4 separate regions of the Homo sapiens genome follow, and regions 1, 2 and 4 are each linked to region 3. The links are chromatin contacts, found by Hi-C or POLR2A ChIA-PET in ENCODE. All regions are on one chromosome and are shown on one strand. Each heading gives the region's core, a stretch centred on a gene start or an enhancer-like site at or near the end of the contact. The rest is flanking DNA. Distances are from core to core; before and after follow the strand shown.

Region 1 (3,210 bases), core at 401-2,900, 2.7 Mb before region 3:
TGCTCGCCTCCTCCGTGTGGTTGCCAAGCCAAGCCGCCTGCTACCTTCATCACCAAATTGCACTCGCTCCTTCCTGGAATCCTTTTTCCTAGCTTCACCACCAAATCGTTAGCGCTCCTTCCTTCTTCCTAGCTTCCTTCACCAAATCGCACTGGCTCCTGGACTCTTTTCCTATCTTCACCACGAACTGCTGCTTGCTCGCTTGCTCCTCAGTCCTAGCTTCATCAAACACTGGTTCCTGGAATCCTGTCTGCTGCTGTCTTCCTAGATTCACTGAATCCACTTCTGTGTAGCACCTGGGTCAGCTGTCAATTAATGCTAGTCCTCAGGATTTAAAAAATAATCTTAACTCAAAGTCCAATGCAAAAACATTAAGTTGGTAATTACTCTTGATCTTGAATTACTTCCGTTACGAAAGTCCTTCACATTTTTCAAACTAAGCTACTATATTTAAGGCCTTCCAAATTCTTCTAACTCTTCCAAAAGCCTTCTGCCTTAGTTTTTTTTAAATTACACCAGTCCTTTTAGTAGCTTTTTGATGTGATTTTTAACCAACTTCCCCTTCTAGCTTCAAGTATTCTTCTAAATTGGTTCTGGTCTACGTAAACACCCTCATCTTCTCAAGCTTTACCTTCTAACTTCTGCACCACCAGAAATTAAATTGATGGGCTTTTAAAATAAATTGGTTACCAATAATTTCCTCATTTTTTCAGTGCTATTTTATCCAATTTTTGGCTTTATATTTTTCTATCTTCTATACTTCTCCAATACTTGTCTTAGCTTGTTTTTCATTTTCTATCTGAAACTCTTGACAATATTTTCATTTTCTATCTTGTTTCTATCTTCCAATTTTCTTCTAAGTTTGTACATTTTGCCCTTAGCTTTTTGTTTCCTAGCTTGTCTTTTTTCTTCTGCTTCCTACTTTTCAGGTTTAAATTTATCTTTTTTCTTCTAAAAGTATGTTTTTATCTTCTAATTTCCCTATCTTCTCTATTCTTTTCTTCGCCTTCCCGTACTTCTGTCTTCCAGTTTTCCACTTCAAACTTCTATCTTCTCCAAATTGTTTCATCCTACCACTCCCAATTAATCTTTCCATTTTCGTCTGCGTTTAGTAAATGCGTTAACTAGGCTTTAAATGACGCAATTCTCCCTGCGTCATGGATTTCAAGGTCTTTTAATCACCTTCGGTTTAATCTCTTTTTAAAAGATCGCCTTCAAATTATTTTAATCACCTACAACTTTTAAACTAAACTTTAAGCTGTTTAAGTCACCTTCATTTTAATCTAAAAGCATTGCCCTTCTATTGGTATTAATTCGGGGCTCTGTAGTCCTTTCTCTCAATTTTCTTTTAAATACATTTTTTACTCCATGAAGAAGCTTCATCTCAACCTCCGTCATGTTTTAGAAACCTTTTATCTTTTCCTTCCTCATGCTACTCTTCTAAGTCTTCATATTTTCTCTTAAAATCTTAAGCTATTAAAATTACGTTAAAAACTTAACGCTAAGCAATATCTTAGTAACCTATTGACTATATTTTTTAAGTAGTTGTATTAATCTCTATCTTTCAAAGAGAAAAAAACTTATCTGCGGTTTCCTCAAGCTCCGCCTGCCCCCTCAGCAGAAGCCCCTGCGCTGGCTGCCTCAATGCCTACCGCACAGCTCGGGCGAGGCGTATTTATAGACGGAGAACAACTCGCATCACCGGAATTCGATCACCTTCCGCCGCCTTTGTGAGGGAGGCAAAAAGTAGTTCTTCGGTTAAAAATAGGTTCTAGTTTTACTTTTCTAGATTTTTCTTAACAGCTTATGGAACTTGAATGCAAACTACACATGCAGAAATACTTAAATTACTAGCGTGTGGAAAGATTTGAGCTGCAAACTTTAGACAAAAGAAACATGGAAATCATATTTTAAACGGGTCATCAAACACCTCACAAAACCCCCGGAACTTTTAAAATACCTCTTAAAGCACTTCTTGTGTTCTCTTGAGGGACAGTAGGTATAGTTTACCACCTTTTGAAGGAAGATTAAAGTGTGATAGTTCAGGGCTTTACTTTCCATTACGCAACTGAGCCCCAGCCTTGCAGGGACGGTTGAGAAGTGGCAAAATGGCGGACTTTCTCCCCCAACTGCTTGCAGTCCTGCGACTTGCTCCCAAGACAGCCACACGTTTTGCTTTTTTGTTCGAGAAATCGGAGCAGCACGGGCTGTCTGCTTGGGAAATCTTAGAAACGTGAAAACCCACTCTTGGAAAACGCCTCAATCCCACACCACAGAGCTGCTCCCCGCCTGAGCCCCGGGGGCCGTTGGCTGCCAGTGGCCCACTCTGATCTGCGGCCCCCCAGTTGCCGCCAGCCCCCCACGGCCCGCACGGAAATTTTTCTACCGTTTTTCAGCTTCCAGGCTCTCCTGAAAGTGCTCACAAGGCAAATCGCCATGGAAAGCGAGTTCAAGTGGCCTTTTAAAGTAGACCAACTAAGCGAATGGCTTTGTCTCCGAAGACACAGAGACCTTGGGCAGCCAGTCAGGGACACACCCAGAAGTGTTTACACTGCTCTGGGTCTGCTTTTTTAGGGGTTTTTGTTTTGCAGATTCTGTGTTATGCCTGGTTAGGTATGAGCTTCAGACCTTCTGAACCGGAGCAGGAAGAAAAATAAAAGCTTTCCTCCAAACCCCAAGACCAAACTGCAGAGTTTGAGTGGTTTTATCTAAATACCACCACCTGGAATGGCCAGCCTATAAGGACAGCTAAGATAGCAGCACAACTCGTCGCTGCGTCCCAAGGACTCTGGGAAACCTGGGCTCCCGGAGGCGTCAGAGGGGACCTGCCTTCAGGCGAGCTGAGGCTTCCCGGCGCCGGGCTTCTGCGTTGCTAAAATGGCGCTGCGCTTAAGAGGGCAGGAGAGGCCAGTTGCGGGGCCCCAGTCCTTTACAGAAGTCTCGGGCTGCAGGCTGCGGAGGGGAGAGCGGGGGCGGGGAGGGACTGCGCAACCGGTGGGGCTGCGTCAGGGACAAACGCCGGGGGAGGGGCGGCTCGCGAGCGCCGCGCAGGGATACGCGAGGGCCGTGAGCCGCCCTCCCTTTGTGAGGCGCTGGCTCGTGGGCGGGCGCCACTGGTTCTAACCGGCTCTAGCCGGTCCTGGCCGCCTTCCCGGAGCTGTGGCGGTTGGCGCAGCGCGTGACTGCGCACGCGCGCCCCGCCCTAACGCC
Region 2 (3,568 bases), core at 792-3,291, 2.3 Mb before region 3:
TACTTTTTTCCTATAGCACTGATCATCTTCCAGCGTATTAGATTTTTCACTTATGTCTGTGGTTTGCTGTCACATCTACTAGGATAAGCTCCACAAAGGTAGAGATCTTTATTTTGTTCACTGACATCCTAAGTCCCTAGAACAGGAGACACTTGATCCATATTTGTAGACTAACTGAATAAATGACTTAATTACCAGTTTGGATGTGGGGGCAGATAGTGAGCATGATGCCCGTTTCCGGAGCTGGGGTGCAGACAGTGTCTAGGGACACTGAACTGTTTTAAAAGCAGGATAGATCCCGGCTGGAGACCACACAAGGAAATCATCAGCACCTGGGTCAGGGGCTGGACTGGAGCAGAGGAAATCATGCAGGAAAAGTAAAGAGAAGGACATCAGGTAAAGAGAAGAGGACACATGCATAGCCAGAGAGAAAAGAGGAGCAGAGGCATGTGGATCACAGAAGCTTAGGGAGGAGACTTTCAAGAAGGGGAGAGAGGTTGAGTCAAGCAAGGGCTGAAAGCCAACCATTGGATGCAGTCACTAGAAAGTTACAGATAGGCAAGGTGTTGTGGCTCACGCCTGTAATCCCAACACCTTGTGGGGCTGAGGTGGGAGGATCGCTTGAGCCCGGGAGGTCGAGGCTGCAATGAGCCCTGATGGCGCCAATGCACTCCAGCCTGGGCGACAGAGCAAGACCCTGTCGCAAAAATTAATAAATAAATAAATAAAAAGAAAAGGGGGAAAAAAAGTTATACGTGGCCTTACGGGGAAGCCAACTCTGACTGGTTATAAGCTGAAACTGTCAAGTCAACAGGTGGCAGGGAAGATGGCTGAGACCAACAGCACAGAGATTTAGAGGCAGACAGACCTGGCGCCAATCCTAGGACAGGTTTTGGTAAGCCTTTGAATTTCAATTGCCCCACGTTTCGGGGGAGGGGGTAGCACCCCCTAGCTCATAAACCTTAGTGATTGATGATTAAATGAGATGACGGAGGAAAACGCAAGGCACAAAGTGGATGCATTAGCTCCATTTTGTTAATCAGCAGGCTTAGTTGGCTGCGACCCAGACACGAACTAAAATACAGTGCAGCCCAGGACCAGTGGGGGTCTTGCTTATGGCTCAGAGCTGAACAACACATGGGCAGCAAAATCAGACACTGAGATGCGGGCAGGCCTGCGACGCTGAAGTCAATTCCTTTGAACAAACAGAACACTTCCGTCCCAAGATTAGCAGGAATTAATCTCCCAGTCTCGGGTACACCTGGTTGTCCCTCCCTGTCCTGGCGCGGCAAACGTTCCCGGAGGCCAGCCAGGGATCACTCGCCCAAGGACTGAGCTTTCCCTACTCTCAGCCAACTGGAGCGGGACCAGGGCCTAGGCAACGCAGCTGTCCGCCCCTAACAACCACTCACCTGCTTTCCCCTTTCTATAGGCCAGCAAAGGTACATTCTTTTTCTTATTGGGCCGCGTAACTTATCGCAACCAATCAGTGGCAGCCACGGGACCCAACTCACTCCCACACAACTTGTGGGGGTGATCATGGAGAAGACAAATTTTTGTTTTCCGCATCCAGTTCTCTCAGAGAGCACCGTATTTGTCAAACTGTTGTGACTCTCCCTAAATGTTTAAGAAAACATTTCATTCCCCTCAGGCTTGTATAGTCTGTCCCTGGCCTACTCCCCGCTCCAGGTGGTACAGCCCGCAAGCGGCTCCCCTTCCCAGCTGCTCGCGGGGCCGAGTCCCCCAGTCCGAGGAGGCCACTCAGCGCAGGAGCCATACCATCTGTGACTAATAAATAATAGGGGGACCTCCGACTCCCCCCTGTTGCCTTATTACCTTCCGACCACCTCTCGGACCTCTTGCCCAGCCCTTCCCCGTAGACATCACCCCAGATACGGTGGTGACACCATTGCTATGGGCCCACGTAGGGCGCAGTGCGAGCCAGGGCAGGACGCACTTGGTACGACCCACGCCGCGCCCCGCGCCGCCGGAAGTGAGGTGTCTGACCCCCGAAGTTCCGGTTCGCAGGGGGTGGGGAGTGTTGTTAACCGGAGGGGCAGCCGCAGTCGCGCGGATTGAGCGGGCTCGCGGCGCTGGGTTCCTGGTGAGTGGGGCGAAGTCTGGCCCGAGTTGTGGTTGGGGTCGGGACCCGAACCTTCCCCTTGAGGTCTCCGGAGTCGGCACGCCCCTCAGCCCCGCCGCACGCTTTCGGCCTGTCAGCTGGCCGGAGACCTCAGACGCCGGTGCGGCCGCTTTGCTCAAGCCTGGGCCCTGCCTGCGACGCCCGCAACTCCTGGTGCTCACAGGTGCGCGGCCGCGAGGGCGACCCGGCTCCTCCCGTCCCGCTGCTGCTCTCTCCCGTCCCGCTGTTTTTGTGGTGCTCTGAGTTGACACTACTCCGGGGGTCGGGGGACCCCAGGATTCCAGGCTGACGTTCCCCGCCCGCTCCCGCAGGGCGGGCGTCCGAACTGCCCACCCTAACACAGCTGTCACCGGCGCTGTCGCCTGCCCAGCCTGCTATCCTCTGTGCCTTGGCTGCTCTCAGCCCTGGCTGCGCATTCCCGCCCCTGGAGCAGATTTCTGCTGTTGCCTCCCACCCCATCTTCTCCACCGGAGGGTCAGCGGTGCAGCTCCCCCTCCTCCAACATTGCAGCTTTTCCTCATCACCTCCCTAGAGGAGGCGGCTTGGCAGGCAGCGTGGAAAGAGCCCTAGATTTGAAGCAAGACTGACCCAGGTTCCAGGCCTTGCGTCAGTGTGATCACTTAACCCCTTCGAGTCTAATTTGTAAAATGGGGTAGCGTAAGCTATTCTTTGTCTGATGATTTCGAGGGCGAAATGTGATTTCCCCCCCACTTTCTCCTATGAATTGAGGCTGTGCCAGGCACCGGGCTATTTTGCACAGCACGAGCATCACATAAGTTATTTTCTTGCCCCATGCAGGTCTCCGGGCCAGGGCAATGTTCCGCACGGCAGTGATGATGGCGGCCAGCCTGGCGCTGACCGGGGCTGTGGTGGCTCACGCCTACTACCTCAAACACCAGTTCTACCCCACTGTGGTGTACCTGACCAAGTCCAGCCCCAGCATGGCAGTGAGTTCAGGGCTCAGGGAGGGAGGAACTCCCTGGGAGGGAAGGAGGAGTCTGCCTGGGCAAGGGGCGGGGCTAGAGGTCAGGTAAGTAGGGAAGTAGCCGCCAGCTGCCTAACTTTGAATAAACTGTGATGAGGATGTGGAGGATCCTGCATGATGAGTCCCAAGGAGAGGAAAGCAGAAAGTGACCTCAAACCACAGCCTCTCCCCACTCCTAGGTCCTGTACATCCAGGCCTTTGTCCTTGTCTTCCTTCTGGGCAAGGTGATGGGCAAGGTGTTCTTTGGGCAACTGAGGGCAGCAGAGATGGAGGTAAGATGTCGGCTGCCCCAAAGGTGAGGGCAGGGTGCTGGGAAAGAATGTTTGGTATCCACATTATTCCCTGCCTGGCCCCCAGCACCTTCTGGAACGTTCCTGGTACGCCGTCACAGAGACTTGTCTGGCCTTCACCGTTTTTCGGGATGACTTCAGCCCCCGCTT
Region 3 (3,540 bases), core at 165-2,664:
AACGTGTTAACCAGGATGGTCTCGATCTCCTGAGCTCGTGATCCGCCCGCCTCGGCCTCCCAAAGTGGTGGGATTACAGGCGTGAGCCACCGCGCCCGGCCTGGTTTCGCGTTTGATGTGTTAAACCTAGGTCGCGCTCGGGGTTTCAAGCGTGAAATCCTAGCACTTCGGGAGGTTGGGGCGGGCGGATTGGGTAATTCCAGCCTGACTAACATGGTGTGAAAAATCCCGTCTTCACTAAAAAACCAAAAGAAAAGTGAATCAGGCCTGGTGGCGGGCGCTCTAGCCTGAGAGACAGAGCAAGATTCCATCTCAAAAAATAAATAAATCTTCGCGTTAGATAAAGGGTTTACTTGTAAACTGGTAATTTGTTGCTTTTCTGTGTTAATCTCTAGGTAAAGTAGCGACTTCCCTCTCCTATTTACGCATGCGCTATTACTGTATTTCTACTGAGCGATGACTTTCTCTGCGTTTCTCATGTAGCATAGCACAGAGTACTTTTAGTTGTTTTTGTTTTTTTTTTTTGAGACGGAGTCTCTGACGCCCAGGCTGGAGTGCAGTGGCGCAATCTCGGCTCACTGCAAGCTCCTCCTCCCGGGTTCACGCCATTCTCCTGCCTCAGCCTCCGGAGTAGCTGGGACTACAGGCGCCCGCCACCACGCCCGGCTAGTTTTGTTTTTGTATGTTTAGTAGAGACGGGGATTCACCGTGTTAGCCAAGATGGTCTCGATCTCCTGACCTCATGATCCGCCCGCCTCGGCCTCCCAAAGTGCTGGGATTACAGGCGTGAGCCACCGCGCCTCGCTGTCCGCCTCTTGAAGAGTAAACGAGGCCGGGCGCGGTGGTTTAGTAATACCAGCTGTAATCCCAGCTACTTGGGAGGCTGAGGCAGAAGAATCGCTTGAACCCGGGAGGCGGAGGTTGAGGTGAGAGGAGATCGCGCCATTGCACTCCAGCCTGGGCAACAAGGGCGAAGTTCTCTCAAAAGAAAAAAAAAATCGTCGGTTTCCTTTTCCCATCTTTCTTTCGTGACTTATATTCCAGAACGAAGCCCCACACATCATTAATGATTTGAATCGTTTCTAAAGTGTTTCTTAAATCGTTTCTTAAATCGTTTGTTGTTTCTTGTCTAACAGTCCAGAACACATATTACATAATGGAGCCGGGAGACAGACTAGGGCTGGCTTGATCCGGCCACGCAGTCCAGGAAAGGTGCTTTTCACCCCCAAGTGCAAAATGATCAATGTATTCTTCCGATCTACATAAACAAGCACCTCCTGGTTTCATTTTCGTAAAGCAAAACAAGCATGGAAGCTTTACTGTTTCGGCTCTTCAAACTTCCAGCAACTACACTGCGCTGCATCGGACTCGACGCCCGCTGGTGACGCACACGCTGCGCCGGAAGTGTGAACTGTCTGCCTCCAGGCTTTGTCATGGCGGCTGCTGCTGCACGCTGGAACCATGTGTGGGTCGGCACCGAGACTGGGATCTTGAAAGGTGGGTGGCAGGCTCGGGCGTCGGGAAGTGCAGGGGTGCACTCGCGCCCCTGGCGTGACTGACGCCTTCGTCTCTCAGGGGTAAATCTTCAGCGAAAACAGGCGGCGAACTTCACGGCCGGAGGACAGCCGCGGCGCGAGGAGGCAGTGAGCGCCCTGTGTTGGGGCACCGGCGGCGAGACCCAGGTGAGTGGCCCCTGGTCGGGCCGGAGCTGGGGGCCTGGGGCGCAGCAGCCTCGCTCTCCTCGCCATCTTGCCCTTCTTTGCCGCAGATGCTGGTGGGCTGCGCGGACAGGACGGTGAAGCACTTCAGCACCGAGGATGGCATATTCCAGGGTCAGAGACACTGCCCGGGCGGGGAGGGCATGTTCCGTGGCCTCGCCCAGGCCGACGGGTAAGACCAATCCCCTCGCTAAACTCAGGGCCGAAGGGAGAGCGTTGATGCTCCCTGAGGATACTGGAATGATGGCGACAGGCAAACTCTTAGTGACACGGCTTTGAATGGGTGACAGGGACCTGGGTTTCTGCCTTATGTAGTTCATACCTGTAACACACATTTATTGAACACCTACTGAATTCCAGGCACTGGGAGAAGTACAGGGGCTGCCGGTAAAATTTCTGCCTTCAAAAAGTTCTCATCCTCTAAGGTTTTTCACCTGACTCCATTATAATCCTCTAAGTAACCATGGGCAAGTCATTTAATAGTTTTGTGTGTGTGTGTGTTTGTTTTTTGTTTTTTTTTTTTTTGGAGACGGAGTTTTCGCTCTTGTTGCCCAGGCTGGAGTGCAGTGGCGCGATCTCGGCTCACTGCAACCTCCGCCTCCCGGGTTCAAGCGATACTCCTGCCTCAGCCTCCCAAGTACCTGGGATTACAGGCGTCTGCCACCACGCGCGGCTATTTTTGTATCTTTAGTAGAGACGGGGTTTCACCGTATTGGCTAGGCTGGTCTCGAACTCCTGACCTCAGGTGATCCACCTGCCTCGGACTCCCAAAGTGCTGGGATTACAGGCGTGAGCCACTGTGCCTGCTTGTCATTTAATAGTTTTAAGCAAGGCTGGGTGTGGTGGCTCATGCCTGTCATCCCAGCACTTTGGAAGGCCGAGATAGGTGGATCACTTGAGGTCAGGAGTTCAAGACCAGCCTGGCCAGCACGGTAAAACCCCTTCTCTACTAAAAAAATACAAAAATTATCCGGGTGTGGTGGCTCATGCCTGTAATCCCAGCTACTTGGGAGGCCGAGGCTGGAGAATCGCTTGAATCCGTCCCGCAGAGGTTGCAGTGAGCAGAGATCGCACCAGTGCACTCCAGTCTGTGAAACAGAGCAAGACTCCATCTCAAAAAAAACAACAAAAAAAGTTTTAAGCATGCATTCATTAATTCATTATTAATTCATTTATATTTTTTGAGACAGAGCCTCACTGTGTCACCTAGGCTTGAGTGCAGTGGTGCATTCATGGCTCACTACAGCCTCAACCTCCCGGGGTCAAACGATCCTCCCGCCTCAACCTCCTGAGTACCTGGGACCACAGGCAGGTGTCACCCTGCCCAGCTAAATTTTTAAGTTTTTTATAGAGATGGGGTCTCACTGTGTGCCCAGGCCAGTCTCAAACTCCTGGGCTCAACTTGAGCTCAACCACCAACAAGGTGATGTAGCTCTGAAAGCAAAGATTAGGAAGGTGCTAAGTGGTTGGATGACTGGCCTTGCTTTCTTCCAAAGATGATGAAAGAGGGCTGTGAAGCAGGCTGCATAGGTTTGGTGGTGGTAATTCTGACAGGTGAGGTCTGGAAAGCCTGTGGGGGGGACTGGATGTCTGAACTGGTTCTTGAGGGATGGGTAGAATTTTGACTGGTGGAGAAGGGGATAAGGGTATTCTAGAAAGAGGGTACTGCCTGGGAGAGGCCAAGGACTGGAGGCATGCTACAGGGTACATAAATAGGATAAATAGCATTTGATTTGGAAGTTGATAACAAGGAAGCGTTTTTTTTTTTTTGTTTTTTGTTTTTTTTTTATATACGGAGTCTCACTCTGTTGCCCAGGCTGGA
Region 4 (3,374 bases), core at 783-3,282, 2.6 Mb before region 3:
AGCCTGAGAACATCAACCAAGAGGCTTGGGACTTTGTTTTATCACAGCTCGTTATGTAAACCAGTGGCCAGTCTCCAACACACAGTCTGTGCTCAGTAAACATCTGTTGAATGCACGAATGAGCCAGGCATAAGGGGGTGTTAACTTCAAAATGTTTTTAGTAGTAGTAGTGAGCTCCCTGTAAGTGAGAGAAGCCAGGGAGCTGTTAAATGGCTCCTCCTCTGGATTCTCGTCTTAGGGAAGGGTGAAGGCCTAGGACAGCCTAAATCTCTTCCATGCCAGGGCAGTGTGGGGGTAACCTACAGTCACCTGGAAAGGGAATCACATCCAAACAAAGCAATCCACATTCGCGGAGTGGGCTAAACTTAGAACCCCAGACCTCTCTGCCCCTCAGTGGCCGCTGGCCTAGTCCACCCGCGCCTGGCCGCACGACCCCCGGCCCTGAAAAGCCCTGGGCCTCGCCCCGTAACTCCCTCCTAGCTCTGGACGCTTGGGGCGGGCAGCGGGAGCTGACGCAGCTGCCAGCGCCCTTGGAAGACTCGGGCTCCGGGAGGCGAGGCGAGGCGCGACTGTGGGACGCAGTGCAAGCTGGGAGTCACCCCCTCGGCATGACCCCCTTCGCATCACCCCGGACGGAGCTCAGCCCGCCCCCGCAGCCAGAGCCCCTGCTGCTGCGGGGAGGGAAGGAGGAAAGGATGCGGCCCATTCTCCTTCCAGCTCTGGACCCACAGCAGCCCCTGAGGAGAGCAAAGGTCACCTGGTGGCCATCGAGCAGCCCAGGCAGAGGCAAAACTCTTTATCTGAGGAATTCAGAAGTAATGAGACTTCCCTATACCATTTGGTTCCTAGCTCCGGTCCAACAAAATTTCCAAGTAATTAGAATTTCTATACATCTCTGCAAATGCATGCCTGTCCAAACTCATTGTGCAACAACCCTTGCTGACTGGCATTAGGCACCAAAATGTCTACAAATGTAATCATTTATCATGACCTATGTGGCTAGTGTGGTCCAAGTTACCCTTAAGCTCCCTCTTTAAGGTCCATAAATGCCCCTAAGGAAAATCCCTAAGTCCTCTAGCTGAGGCGCCCCTCTGCACTCTTCTGTAGTGCTTTTTCTTTTTCTTTTAATTATTTTTATTTTTTTATTAATTATTATTATTATTTTTTTTGAGATGGAGTCTTGCCTCACTCTGTCTCCCAGGCTGGAGTGCAGTGGCCGGATCTCGGCTCACTGCAACCTCTGCCTCCTGGGTTCAAGCGATTCTCCTGCCTCAGCCTCCCAAGTAGCTGGGACTACAGGCAAGTGTCACCACTCCCAGCTAATTTTTGTATTTTTAGTAGAGACAGGGTTTCACCATGTTGGCCAGGCTGGTCTTGAACTACTGTCCCCAAGTGATCCACCCGCCTCGGTCTCCCAAAGTGCTGGGATTGCAGGCGTGAGCCACCGCGCCCTGCCTTGGTAGTGTTCTATATAATGAAACTTTCCTTTTCAAACCTACACTGCCCTCCGTAGTGCAAACCGAACAGCCAGTGCTGAGGCGCAGAGACGCCTCAGGCACCAGGTGGGAGCAGGCAGGAAAGGCACGTGTGCGAAAAGGGAGGAAAAGGGGACGGAGAGCTCACTGGCCAGGGGAACGGAGTCGGTGACAGAAAGGGCTGCTGGCCGTGTGGGGTGTGTGGGCTGTGTGGGGTGGGGTGTGTGGTGTGTGTGTTTTGCGTATTTTTAATAGAGACCGGGTCTGGCCAGGTTGCCCAGGCTGGTCTCAAACTCCCCTTCCCGTCCTGGAACCCCTTGGACTCCCCAGTTCGTAAGGCCAGTGCAGAGATCCTGGGGAGGGAGAAGCAGGGCCAGCTACCACCGCCCTTCCGCTCCAGACGGTCCCGCAGATTGGCCAATCCCGGCCGCCCAGCCAGATGCTTCCCGGTGACTCAGCGCCCGGCGTGTCACGTGACGGCGGGTGGGCACCCGCGCAGGGGCCGCTGGGAGTCCCGCGCTGCCTCCCCTGCCCCCGCGCCGGGGCCACGTCCCCCAGCCAGGTCCCTTCTTCCTGCCGTGTCCCCAGGGCAGGACCGCATCGGAGAGAGTCCGGGAGGAGGCCGCGCTCCTGGGGGCTGGAGACCCGGCGGCGGTGGCCACTGCGCGCTGTTCCAGCCTTGAGGGAGGGAACCGCGGGCCTGGGTCCGCCTTGGGATTTGGGAACCGGTTTCCTGCCGGGTTGACCTAACTTGAGCCTTCAGTAGTTCCGGGGCGGGTGTTGTGGTCTCCGTTCCAAAGTCGGGAAAACGGTATCTGGGCTGGCGAAGGGCCGCGAGGGTGGTGGGAGGACCCTGTGGCTGCGCCGAACAGACCGCGGGAACCCACACTGAGTGGGGTGGGACGGGCTGCCACCCCGGCTTTGTCAGCCCCATGCCCCCTTCTCGCCCTTCATCCTCTGCTCCCTCACTTAGGCTCCAATTCCTCCTGATTTTGTTCTGTTTTTCCCTTCGGGCATCCAAGGCAGCCACCTGCCCAGGCCTGGGCCTGTTCAAACACTGTCTCCGCTGTACTCCCTAGCTCCTTGAACCCCTACATTGTCTGCATTCAGGAAGTTTTGTGGCTTTTTAGGATTTTTTTTAAACACAGGGTCTGGCTCTGTTGCCCAGGCCGGAGTGCAGTAGTGTGATCATAGCTCACTGTAACCTCGAACTCCTGGGCTCCAGCCATAGGAAGCTTTTAATAAAACAACCTTTGCTCCGACCGCACCCTGGCCTTGCTGGATAAAGCCAGGCCTCTCTCTTGGGTTACAGCAGGCCCTTCAGGACTTGGCTGCCCCTCTCTGTTCCAGCTTCTCCTGATGTTCCTCGCTCACCCCAGAACTCCTTTCCCAAAACTGAGGGAACTCCAGCTTGTCCTTAAGATCTCAGCTCTGCCCAGTGGTCTCCTTAGACTGGGTGTGAGGGTCCCGCTGTGGACTCCCTGAGCTTAGGGAGAGGGCAGATTTGTTCCTGCTCTCTCAGGCCCAGTTTAGGCCTCAAGACAAGAGCCCAGGTTGTCTCCTCAGAGCTCAGAATGCTGCCACCACGTGTGGTCAGACCACTATTGGCCCAGCTCTAACCAGTAACTGGAGCAAGGCTTAGGATTGCTGAGAAAGATTGGGGGCAGCAGAGAAGCTTCTAAGAAAAGGTTAAATAACACACCTCTTTTTCTTGTTGTTGTTTTTGTTTTTTTGAGACGGAGTCTTGCTCTGTCGCCCAGGCTGGAGTGCAGAGGCGCGATCTCGGCTCACTGCAACCTCCGCCTCCTGGGTTCAAGCGATTCTCCTGCCGCAGCCTCCCAAGTAGCTGGGAGTACAGGCATGTGCCACCACGCCCAGCTAATTTTTGTATTTTTAGTA

What was found. Hi-C counts contacts between places; a loop is a spot of excess contacts on that map. ChIA-PET counts read pairs that join two places held with the same protein, here RNA polymerase II (POLR2A). Pooled maps may share reads with other maps.
Region 1: a loop to region 3 is called in a pooled map, with 12 times the contacts of the local background. The contact joins the promoter of MALAT1 here to the promoter of WDR74 in region 3. A Hi-C loop is called at or near these places in 1 of 37 single-sample maps with no recorded cell type and 7 of 50 pooled maps. POLR2A ChIA-PET finds 5 or more read pairs at or near these places in 6 of 52 experiments (CD4-positive, alpha-beta memory T cell, CD8-positive, alpha-beta T cell, HCT116 and 3 more).
Region 2: a pooled map shows a loop between it and region 3 (7-fold over the local background). The contact joins the promoter of SYVN1 here to the promoter of WDR74 in region 3. A Hi-C loop is called at or near these places in 5 of 50 pooled maps. POLR2A ChIA-PET finds 5 or more read pairs at or near these places in 2 of 52 experiments (CD4-positive, alpha-beta T cell and HepG2).
Region 4: a loop to region 3 is called in a pooled map, with 4 times the contacts of the local background. The contact joins the promoter of ENEMAL here to the promoter of WDR74 in region 3. A Hi-C loop is called at or near these places in 1 of 50 pooled maps. POLR2A ChIA-PET finds 5 or more read pairs at or near these places in 3 of 52 experiments (CD8-positive, alpha-beta memory T cell, activated B cell and activated CD4-positive, alpha-beta T cell).

Annotation. Positions count from the first base shown.
Region 1 is chr11:65,497,485-65,500,694 of GRCh38, reverse strand. MALAT1 (metastasis associated lung adenocarcinoma transcript 1) reads right to left here and starts at 1,650. Exons shown (of 1, transcript NR_002819.5): 1 at 1-1,650. It also overlaps TALAM1. RefSeq lists enhancers at 1,760-1,839, 1,890-1,959, 2,520-2,589, 2,650-2,889, 2,459-3,210 and 3 more, a silencer at 2,930-2,989 and a cis regulatory region at 3,183-3,198.
Region 2 is chr11:65,132,992-65,136,559 of GRCh38, reverse strand. SYVN1 (synoviolin 1) reads left to right here and starts at 2,041. Exons shown (of 16, transcript NM_172230.3): 1 at 2,041-2,104; 2 at 2,942-3,090; 3 at 3,308-3,400; 4 at 3,486-3,568. The coding sequence starts at 2,959. RefSeq lists silencers at 1,362-1,545, 3,262-3,438 and enhancers at 1,531-2,040, 1,399-2,302, 2,591-2,660.
Region 3 is chr11:62,837,464-62,841,003 of GRCh38, reverse strand. WDR74 (WD repeat domain 74) reads left to right here and starts at 1,414. Exons shown (of 11, transcript NM_001369450.1): 1 at 1,414-1,497; 2 at 1,576-1,682; 3 at 1,769-1,890. The coding sequence starts at 1,434. RefSeq lists a silencer at 41-90 and enhancers at 221-390, 1,021-1,160, 1,231-1,570, 1,631-1,750, 1,861-1,990.
Region 4 is chr11:65,476,145-65,479,518 of GRCh38, reverse strand. It overlaps ENEMAL (enhancer lncRNA neighbor of NEAT1 and MALAT1), which reads left to right and starts at 2,032. Exons shown (of 1, transcript NR_186313.1): 1 at 2,032-2,742. RefSeq lists enhancers at 1,719-1,808, 1,644-2,239 and a silencer at 1,979-2,108.